2 separate regions of the Mus musculus genome follow, and region 1 is linked to region 2. Evidence: chromatin loops called from intact Hi-C (ENCODE). Cell type or tissue: heart. All regions are shown on one strand. Links, peaks and the distances in the headings refer to the core of each region. The heading gives the core; the rest is flanking DNA. Region 1 has its middle 34 kb from the start of Eif2s3x. Region 2 has its middle 66 kb from the start of Zfx.

Region 1 (5,376 bases), core at 175-5,174, 120 kb before region 2:
CATACATGTACAATAAAAATGTAATAGATACAAACTCTTCAGGCATACATTCACATGGAATGAGATACGTGGCACATGTCTTTAATCCCAGCACTGCACTGAGGGAGGAGAGGCAAATCTGTGAGTTCGAGACCAGCCTGATCTACAAATTGAGTCCAGGACAGCCAGAGCTCTGTTACACAGGGAAACCCTGTCTCAAAAAAACAAAAACAAAAACAAACAAAAAAAAACCCAGAGCAAAAATAAATATGTGAGTAAATCTCTAGCCTTTTGCTAAATATCCAAAGGATATAAACAATTAGAAAGTGGACCATATTCTTTTTGTTTGGGGCAACTCTGTTATAGAGACGTCCATGCCTCCAAAGTTTTCATTCCATTCCATCATGTGATCTCAATCAAAAACTTCAGTTGTGCATGTGATTGAACATGTCCACATATGCATGCCAACATGCATGGGTGCCACGGCACATGTAGAGGACAACTGAAAGGAGCCAGTTCTCTCCTTCTACCATGCGAGTCTTGAACATTGACCTCAAGTCACGGGGCTTGTCAGCAGGGCACCTTTATCTGCTAAGCCAGCTTACTCCCCAGCCCCTAAATCTTAGTAAGATTTTTAAAGAGCTTGTCCAGGGCTGGAGAGATGGCTCGCAATTGAGAGCAGAAACCCTTCTGCACTAGTCTTCAGGTGGTTCCTAAACACCAATAGCTCAAACTCCAGAGGGAACCAATCTCTGGCTACTCTGGGCACCATCACTCTCATTCAAACACACACACACACACACACACACACACACACACACACACACATAATTAAAAATAATAAAAGCATTGTTCATTTGTCTAATTGTTTTTGTTGTTTTGTTTCTTTTTCGAGACAGGGCCTCTCTACATAGTCCTAGGTGGCCTCAAACTTGCTATGTAGAACAGTCTGGCCTCAAACTCACAAAAATCACCTGCCTCTGCCTCCAGAGTATATACATAAATAATATATATATATTAGGGGCTTGAAAAGTGATGACTGCTCTTGCAAAGGGCCCTGGTTACTAATTCCCGTTCCAGGCGATCCAACACCATTTTTTTGCCCTCAGCAGACACCAGACACACGTGGTCCACAATACAATCATGAATGAAGACAAAATACTCACAAAATAATAGCACTTTTTGGAGGGGGGAGGGCGGTTCAAGACAGGGTTTCTGTATGTAGTCCTGGCTGCCCTGGAATTCTCTGTAGACCAGGTTAGCCTTGAACTCACAGAGATTCACCTGCCTCTTCCTCACAAGTGCTGTGATCAAAGGTGTGCACCACCACCATCTGGTTTAATATATTTTTAAAGATTTTTTTACTTTTAATTATGAGTATATGCGTATTGTCTGGGTATGCAAGTATGTGAGTGGCTGAGGAAGCCAGAGGCATTGTATTCCTCTGGAACTGGTTTTTTTTCTTTTTTTTTTTTTTTTTTTTTTTCGGGGCAGGTTTCTGTGTATAGCTCTGTATAGTTCTGGCTGTCCTGAAACTCACTTTGTAGACCAGGCTGGCCTCGAACTCAGAAATCTGCCTGCCTCTGCCTCCTGAGTGCTGGGATCAGAGGCGTGCGCCACCACGCCCGGCCCTCTGGAATTGTTAAAAGCCAGATTCCGGTCCTCTGAAAGTGCAGTAAATACTTTTAACCGCTGAGTCATATCTGCAGTCCTGACATACATTAAAAAAAAAGATTTATTTATTTATTTATTTATTATGAGCACAGTGTAGCTGTTCTCAGACACACCAGAAGGGAGCATCAGATGGTTGTGAGCCACCATGTGGTTGCTGAGACTTGAACTCAGGACCTCTAGAAGAGCAGCCAGGGCTCTTAACCGCTGAGCCATCTCTCCATCCCGATATACAACATTTTAGAGCATCTTTTTTTCAATTATCCAATTGCTTATTCAATTTATTTTTATTTTTTTGGTGTTTCGAGACAGGGTTTCTCTGTGTATCCCTGGCTGCCCTGGAACTCACTCTGTAAACTAGGTTGGCCTCGAACTCAGAAATCTGCCTGCCTCTGCCTCCCAAGTGCTGGGATTAAAGGCATGTACCTCCACTTCCCGGCACTTATTCAATTTTAAAAATTAAATTTATTTTATTTATAGTGTGTGGAGAGCATTTTCACAGCCCATGTGAATGTCCGAGGGCTTCCATTAGGGTTGGAGGAGACTCTGAAGCGAATTCGGCTGTCAGGCTAGGCAGAAATCATATTTACTGGCTGACTTTCTCACCAAACCCAAAATCATAATATAAAATGTGTTACTGCTGCAGAGACAGATCAATCATTCCACCAGACTACAACCAGACTTAAAATTATAGTTATACATTTTATAGACAGAGTATGCTATCAATGAGAAAAAGGCATTCCTTTTTTGAACAGAAAAAAAAAAATCATTGAACAAAAAGTCACGCCTAAGACATGGACATATTGGGCCCTGGAATAGACAGTTGTGATAGGCAAATTTGAAATAAAAGTGTTTAGTTGTTTAGGAACCAGTGTTTTGGGTTTGTTTTCCCCCTCATCCTTGTAAAAAGGGCAGGGCAGGCAGGCAGACAGCTTCCGCAGCGGCAGCCGTGGCGCCCGGGGCGCCCGCGCCGCGGCGCGCGCGTGCGCAGTCGACACACGGAAGACCCAGCCAGAGCCGATTCGGCCCCCGAGTTCACTTCCTGTATAGTCCCCCCGCCCCTCCTCTTCCGCTACCCGCGCCGCGTCGCCGCCTCCACCGTGGGAGTATCGCATGGCTGGTGGAGACCAGCTCCTCCCTAGTCGCCCGCTGCTTCCCGAAGCGCCGCCGAGCCTGCGTAGTGCGCTACGCCTGGGTGATCGAGCGCGGAAAGAGAGTTGACTCCTTCCGGCCCCAAGCAAGTGGGTGCTGGGCAGACAGGAAGTGACGAGGCTGGGAAAAGGGGTGGGTCCAGCTCTGTCAGTTTGAGAGCGGAGCTGACGTGCTCTAGGTTTTACCCGCTGAGCCATTAGGATGCGGTCTGGCTCCACTGCACACCACGCTCTTCCTCCACGTGGAACGTCTAAAATGAACGAGGAGTGGCCTGTTTTAGTCCCCCTGCTCGTTCCTCCGCCACGGAGGAGTCCTGCTTTTTCTGCTCTGCACTCCAGCCTTGGACAAACAGCCGCCCCGCTGAGCGTGTTCCATCATGCCGCTCTGCTTGGGACGCCTCCGTGGCTTCTTTCCATTTTTTTGCTTGCTCCCCTAAACTATGTCCCATAAGCCTTAAGTTACACATTTTCTTTTGATTCTATTTGGAAAGGAAGATTGATTTTTTTTTCAGGGTTTTAGAGCTACGTTTTCAATTAAGTATTTCGCCAACAGCACATATGACGGGTAATTTTAGAATACAATTTGGGGATGGTGTTTGCAAGGATGCTTGTTGTATTTGGCTTTAGGATGAAGTTTTTTTTTTTTTATCATGTATTAAAACATTCCAGCTTCATCGCTGCAAAGCCATAGTGAATTTGAAATGCTGTGAAGGGCTAAATTAATCTCCAAAGCAATAGATGCCTGTTGGTTAAATTAAAAACCTAAACTCAAGTGGAAGGGAGGAGAGTCTGCTCCTACCAGATTGCTCATTTTCTCTCCTGAAACCTTCACTTTGTTTATTTGGTTAGTGCAGGTTCTCACTATATTTCATGCTGGTCGGAATTCTCTAGGGAACTGACAGAAATCTGGATTTGCCTTCCCAACGACTGGGATTATAGACATGAGCCACCATACCCTGCTAACCCTATGCCTTTTAAAGCACATCGTTTTACTGTGGTGATGGACATCAACGCTATCTGTCTCCAGGGACCTCTGAAGCCTTTTTCGTGACCTGGCTTAGTTTGTGTTTCTTTGTTTTGTTTTGTATCCTGTGGTTTTTCTAATGGATTTTTCAGAACTTTTGCAATTTCACAGCTATCCAACCTCCATGTCCTAAATTTTAAGAACTTAAACTGAGTGCTAGCAAGATGGCTCAACAGTTATAAATGCTTGCTAGGTAAGTCTGATGACCTAGGTTCATAGAGAAAGGAGAACACAGATTACCAAAAGTTGTTCTCTTGACTGGACCGTGGTGGTGCACGCCTTTAATCCCAGCACTTGGGAAGCAGAGGCAGGCGAATGTCTGAGTTCGAGGCCAGCCTGGTCTACAAATTGAGTTCCAAGACAGCCAGGGCTACACAGAGCTACACAGGGCTACCCAGAGAAACCCTGTCTTGAAAATAAAAACAATCCCAGCACTTGGGAGGCAGAGACAGGCCGATTTCTGAGTTCGAGGCCAGCCTGGTCTACAGAGTGAATTCCAGGACAACCAGGGCTATACAGAGAAACCCTGGCACAAAACAGCAACAAACAAACAAACAAAAAGGAAAAAAGCTGTTCTCTGGACTCCATATTCATATCTCTCAAACACTAATAAAAATTTCAAGTTTTTATAAAAAGAATTTTTGTCCTCAGTAGTACTGGATTTAGGACTCAGTTTCCATTGCCAGCAATCACAGCGCTCTGTTACTATAGTCCCAGGGGATTCAAAACCTTCTGCCCCCCCCCCCCCGGCACTATATGCACATGGTACACAGACATACATGCAGGCAAAATGCCCATGCATGCAGAAAAGTTGTGGCACATGTCTTTAATCTCAGCACTTGGGAGGCAGAGGCAGATAGATTTCTGAGTTCGAGGCCAGCCTGGTCTACAGAGTTGAGTTCCAGGACAGCCAGGGCTACACAGAGAAACCCTGTCTCGAAAAACAAAACAAAACAAAACAAAACACCCAAAAACAAAACAAAACTGTAAATTCAAGGTGATGTTATATTCGTACTGACTCAATGGAAGGCCAGCCATCATGACAAAGCTTCAAGTGTTCTCTAAGAAGTCAATGGTCTCTGTGGCTTCAGTATCTCCTGGGTTTTGGTGTCTGTCTCTGCTGCTGTTTCTGATATTTCCCACCTCAAACCCTTCTTACCCTTTGCTGTTCTGTGTAATGACTTAGTGACAGAAAGTGTTGCTTAGTCCTCCCAGCACCCCTCATCTGAGTTTTGAATTTTTGCAATAAAAATGTAAGTACAAAATTTTCTAGGCAATGGTGGCACACATTTTTAATCCCAGCACTCAGGAAGCCAGAGAAGCAGGCAGGTCTCTTGAGTTCAAAGTCTGCAGAATGAATTCCAGGACAGCCAGGGCTACACAGAGAAACCCTGTCTCTAAAAACGGTGCAAAATTTATGGCTGAAGATACATACAAAGGATGATAGGTTGAGGGCAGAAGAGAGGATGAAGCTCAATGGTAGAGAATTCGCCTGATATGAAGCTTGGGTTCCATCTGCAGCACCAGAAGAAACAAACAAACAAAAAGATA
Region 2 (5,376 bases), core at 115-5,114:
TGTTTGTGTGTGTGTGTTGACTGACTTTTAAAGAGAGAGAGAGAGAGAGAGAGAGAGAGAGTGTGTGTGTGTGTGTGTGTGTGTGTGTGTGTGTGTGTGTGTGTACGGGTACCCAAGGAGGCTAGAAGAGGGCATTGGATGTCCTGGAGCTAGAGTTAAAAGTTGGGGATCATCAGACATGGGTGCTGGGAAGCAAACCTGGGTCTTATGCAAGAGTAGTAAAGATCACTCTTAACTAAGGCTCAGCATTTGTCTTGCTCCCCTGAGGGACTCCAAAGGAGGGAAATGGGTGTATGTTTGTTCATGTCACTTCAAGGTTATTTTTTCCCTTTTGTGATCTCTCTGGCTCTCCAGGAAGGAGCAATTGTGAGGGGCTAGCACTGCTCAGTCTCTGCCTGCTCCCTCAGCCTCTCTCTCACATCTTAATCCCCTTTGTTTCCTGTTTGCCTGATGCTCCAAGAAAGTGACTCAGAAAAACTCTTCCCCAGCTAGAGTTGTGATAATCAAAACTTTCATTTCTGTCTTAATAGGTTTGTCCTCCACAGTTAATTCCTGCTTTGTGGGCGAGATAGCCTCTCTCATCTTTCTCTAGATCTTAGTTATAATTAATTCTAACTCAACTTTTTATTTGCGACATCTACTCTTTAGAACATTCGTATAAGTCAGGACCTTATGTGTTTCATTTATTGCAAGGCATCCATCCAAAGAAATCTAGGTCAGTGGCTAAAATTCTTCACAGGTCTTTTTAGCTTCATTTTAATGTCTTGAGAAGAACCCAAGAAGAAATACATTTTTAATTCCCACCTAACTTGTCCAGTGTCCCCTCCCTCAACTGCCACCTCTCTAAAGGATCATACCACTGATAATGTATCTCTGAAAAGTCCCTCCCATATTACTCTCTTGAAGGCCCCTCAGAAATCTCATCTGTGCAGCAACCCCACCCCCACCCTGTCCCTTTCCTTCCTATTGGAATCTGCAGAGATTTTTTTTAACTCTTTTTTGGTCGATTTTCCTGTGTATTCTCTACAATAAAGGAAACCCAGGAGTTGTAGCAGGAAGAATGTTTCTCCTTTAGAAACTGAATGCTGGGAGGGGAAGAACGTGACCCTTCCTACAGGATTCCCCTCACTTACACTCTTCCAGGGAAGTTTTTGAAAGTCTCTCTAAATGCAATTCCAGTATTCCATAGCGGCGCCCAGAAACTCCTTCATCTCCACTTGACTCCTCATCTTATTCTCTCTGGCGTGAGCTTAAAGATTTGTTTATTTATTTTCGTATCCTGGAGTTCCTGCTGAGCCTGTCTGAATTCACAAGCAGTTCTTGCCTTAAGCTTTAGAGTCAGGAAGTAGCAGACATTCCACACTTCCCGCCCTGTACGTGCTGTGGAGAGAGATCTGCTCACCAAATTCATAAGTTTGCAGGCTCTGGTCAGATAGATGGCCTTTTTTGTTTTTAAAAGTTATTTTATTTATCATTACTAGTCTCTCTCTCTCTCTTTCTCTCTCCCTCTCTCTCTCTCTCTCTCTTTTTCTCCACCCCCACCCCCCGTGTGTCTAGCTGTGTCTCTGTGTGTGTACATCCATGCCAGCCACCGTTTGCCTGTGGAGTTCAGAGGACAACTTTTAGCAGTTGGTTCTCTCCTTCCACCTGGGTCATGGGGCTCAAACTCAGGCTTTCTGGCTTCATTCCCCAGGCCCTTTAATGTTTCTGTTTGTTTGCTTCATTTGTTTGGTTTTGACACAATGGTCTCAGCATGTACCCTAGGCTGGCCTATAGTTAACACTTTTCTCTTTCTGCCTCCTGGAGTGCTGGGTTTACAAGAGCAGGTCATCATGTCCTGCTTGAGTGACCTTTCTTGACAACTTGAAGCAAGGCCGGGGCCTGAGAACTGCTCAGTGCTTGGAATCAGCATTTTAGGTCTCATTTCATGTTTCTCTGGGTTTTCAAAAAGAAATCATAACTTATCCCATTCAATTGAAGCAAATTAGAGGGTGCAGTCTTCCCATTGAGCTCTTGAAAGGTGGGGAGTGTCTTAGTTGCTTCCTATTGTAATAAAGGCCATGACTAAAGGCAACATGGAGGGGAAAGGGTTTTTTCAGCTTACATTCCCACATCTCTCTGGGCAGTCCCAGCACTCGGGAGGCAGAGGCAGGCAGATTTCTGAGTTCGAGGCCAGCCTGGTCTACAGAGTGAGTCCCAGGACAGGCAGGGCTACACAGAGAAACCCTGTCTCGGAAAAAAAAGAGAGAGAGAGAGAGAGAAAACAAAACAAAAACAAAGCCTTTCCACATCACTGTTTATCATTAAAGGAAGTTAGGACAAGAACTCAAAACAGGTCAACAACCTGGAGGCGCTGATGCAGAGGCTGTGGAGGGATGCTGCTCACTGGCTTGCTCACTGTGGCTTGCTCAGCCTAACTTTCTAATATAACCTAGGACCACTTGCCCAGGGATGGGATGTGAGCCCGGCCCTCCCACAATCATAAAATAAAGAAAATGACCCCCCCCCAGGAGATGGCTCAGGGTTTAAGAGCCGAGTCTAGAGGACTAAGGTTCAATTTCCAGCACCCTCCTGATGGCTCACAACCATCTGTAAGACCTCTTGTGGACTCTGAGGGCACCAGGCATTCAGGTGGTGCACAGACAGACATGTGGTCAAAATACTCAGACACAAAATAAAATTAAAAACATTTAAAAAGAGAAGAAAATGACTCTCAGATTTACCCACAGGCTAATCTAATGGAGGCATTTTCCCAGTTGAGTCTCCCTCTTCCCAGATGACTTCAGTTTGTGTCATGGTGACAAGAAAAGAACCCAAAAACAACAACAACAACAACAACCAACAACAAAACCAACCAGTACGCATGGATCCGGGTTTCATTTTGTGCTTATCCAAACCACTTTACTATTGCTCGTCAGTCTAGTCTAGTTTGCAGCTTTGGTTTTGAGATAGGCTCTCATTAAGTAGTCCAGGCTGGCCTTGAACACATCCTCCTCCTTCCTTGGCCTCCTAGATGCTGGGATTTATGGGCACGTATCACCAGGCTTTACCTTAGTTTGTAGTTTGGATTGGTTTCTTACTCTAGGCTCCATACTAGAATGCTGTCTGAGCTTTTAGTATTGTAGGAAACAATTGGGGAGCCGTGGAAATCAGAATGAGCTCTAAAATGAATGAATAATCCTGCCTGGAAACCAGGGTTCCAGGTCTGTAATCCACAGTAGAGGCTCTCCAATCTAGGTGCACAGCAATCAGACTCCCGGGGGATTATTTTAAAAGTCCCTCCATGCAAGAGTCATATCAAGCCACCAGAATGTGACTCTTTAGGATACAGGCACAGACCCTAATATTATTTACAAAGCTCCCCAGATGGTTGAACGTGCAGCCAAGGTTGAAAAACCAGTGTTCAAAATATGGCCCTAAAGACATTGGGGGAGGGGTGGAGACTGAATTCTCCGTTGGTGTTCTGGCCCTCCTCATCTGTGGCCATGATGCCCGCTGAGAGCTGTTCCAGTCTACAGCAATAGGGAGTGTCTTCTGCTCGTCCCACTGACACAGTGATAAACTGGCACATGGATTGGAACAGTTATCTGAGCTGCTCTTCTCTCCAAGGGTATGAGGTGGTCTGCAAAAACTACTTTTGCTGACCTAAGGGTATGGGAAGAACTCTTGTATGAGAGTCAATGGAAGCCCGGTTCTCTGGGCTCCCACCCTGTACTATTTCATTGGCAGCTCTAGCCACAAGTGAAGTCTTTTGCCCTGACACTTTAAGAGCTGTTTCTGGTAAGCCCATATTGTCACAAAACTCACCCGATCTGCTGAGCCCCGAGAGCCTAGGCAAACGTCACTCGTAAGTTTCCTGTCTCCACAAAGGGACAAGTTCACTGTCTGAAGAAACTGGACATTGGTGCGGTGGAAGGTAGGCCTCCCCCCTCTTTCCAGGGTCTTACTATGCAGCTCAGGCTGTCCTGGAACTTTGTGTGTAGACCAGGCTAGCCTTAAACACACAAAGATCTGCCTGGTTCTTATTGCTGGGACTAAAAGCATGCACCATCATATCCAGCCTCTCTCTCTGTCTTGTACTTGGGGAACGAAATTTTGTGGAAATTCAGAGAGGGAAAAGGTGAAGCATGCACATCCAATCTTCCTCTCTCTCTCTCTCTCTCTCTCTCTCTCTCTCTCTCTGCCTCTTGCCTCAGCCTCCCAACTGCTGGGAGCTATTGTGCTGGCAAGTTTTATGTCAACATGACACAAGCTATAGTCATTGAAAGGAGGGAGCCTCAGTTGAGAAAATGCTTTTTGTTTTTTTAAGACTGAGCTATAGGCAGGCCTGTAGAGCATTTTTTTTAATTTTAGATTTATTATTTATTTTATGTATGAGTGCACACTATCTGCATGTGCACCTGCATGCCAGAAGAGGACAGCAGATCTCACTACAGATGGTTGTGAGCCACTGTGTGGTTGCTGGGAATTGAACTCAGGATCTCTAGAAGAGGAGCGATCAGTGCTCTTAAGTACTGAGCCACCTCTCCAGCCCACATTTTCTTAATTAGTGATTGATGTGGGAGGGCCCAGCCCACTGTGGGCAGTACCACCCTGGGCTGATTGGCCTCGGTTCTATAAGCAAGCAAAGCAAACTAGTATGCAGCAGTCCTGTGCTGTTTCTGCCTCGGTTCTCACCTCTATGTTCCTGCTCTGACTTCTTTCACTGATGAACAAGTTGCCACTGTGCCTGGCTTAGAGTCTCGTTTCCAACCCATTCCAAGGTCTTTTTACCTTCTATGGGCCTTAGTATTCACGTCTCATCTTTTGTCACAGGCTGCCACGTATACTGCATGCCATTTGGTTCCCCTCACGTATGGAAGCGAAGCAGAAGAAGCAGTGGGAGATAACGTGTCCCTGGAATATATTTTGGACCTAAGGATTTCATGGGTTCTTTTCATCTTTTAGTTACATTTCGTTGTGACTTTTGAGACAAGGTATCACTCTGTAGACCAAGCTGCCTTAGAGATTCCTGTGTAGTGCAGGCTTTTCCCACACTTACTTTTCCTGCCTCTGCATCTCAAGCACTGGGATAACAAACATATGCTATCATATCAGTTTATTTTGTCTTCACTGCTGGGAGTGCGGGGTTGGGAAACCTTCCCTGTTCTTATCAGCCTTGAGCTGTGCGGGGCTCACTGGCTGTAGGCTGCAAAGGAGAAAACACACAGAGCCTCCCTTAAGCAGGAATCGCCATGCTGGGATTTCTTATGTTGATTGAGCTTGGTGCCTGTCTAATGGCCTTGAGTGTCCTCAGATCTTCCTTCTGTTTCTCTGGTGTGTTCCCATTGGTATTTGAGGGCTCGTGCTTGTGTGCTTAATGCTTATGGGTGCTGT

The links. A loop is a pair of places that touch in the nucleus more often than their neighbours do. Peaks named below come from ENCODE experiments on the same cell type or tissue, not always from the same donor. Only the 100,000 strongest peaks of a DNase experiment are listed, where the experiment ranks them.
Region 1: it touches region 2 in a loop (2.8-fold over the local background); 1 of 42 quality-filtered maps calls a loop at or near these places.

The regions. Positions count from the first base shown.
Region 1 is chrX:94,175,463-94,180,838 of GRCm38, reverse strand. No RefSeq gene overlaps it. Among named protein-coding and RNA genes, the nearest start is that of Eif2s3x, 34 kb to the left of the region's middle. In heart, for the core only: no CTCF peak of the experiment used is centred there; a DNase peak (open chromatin) is centred at 2,958; H3K4me3 peaks cover 1,683 bases; H3K27ac peaks cover 1,316 bases; H3K27me3 peaks cover 217 bases.
Region 2 is chrX:94,054,916-94,060,291 of GRCm38, reverse strand. No RefSeq gene overlaps it. Among named protein-coding and RNA genes, the nearest start is that of Zfx, 66 kb to the left of the region's middle. In heart, for the core only: no CTCF peak of the experiment used is centred there; no DNase peak of the experiment used is centred there; H3K27ac peaks cover 944 bases; H3K27me3 peaks cover 1,152 bases.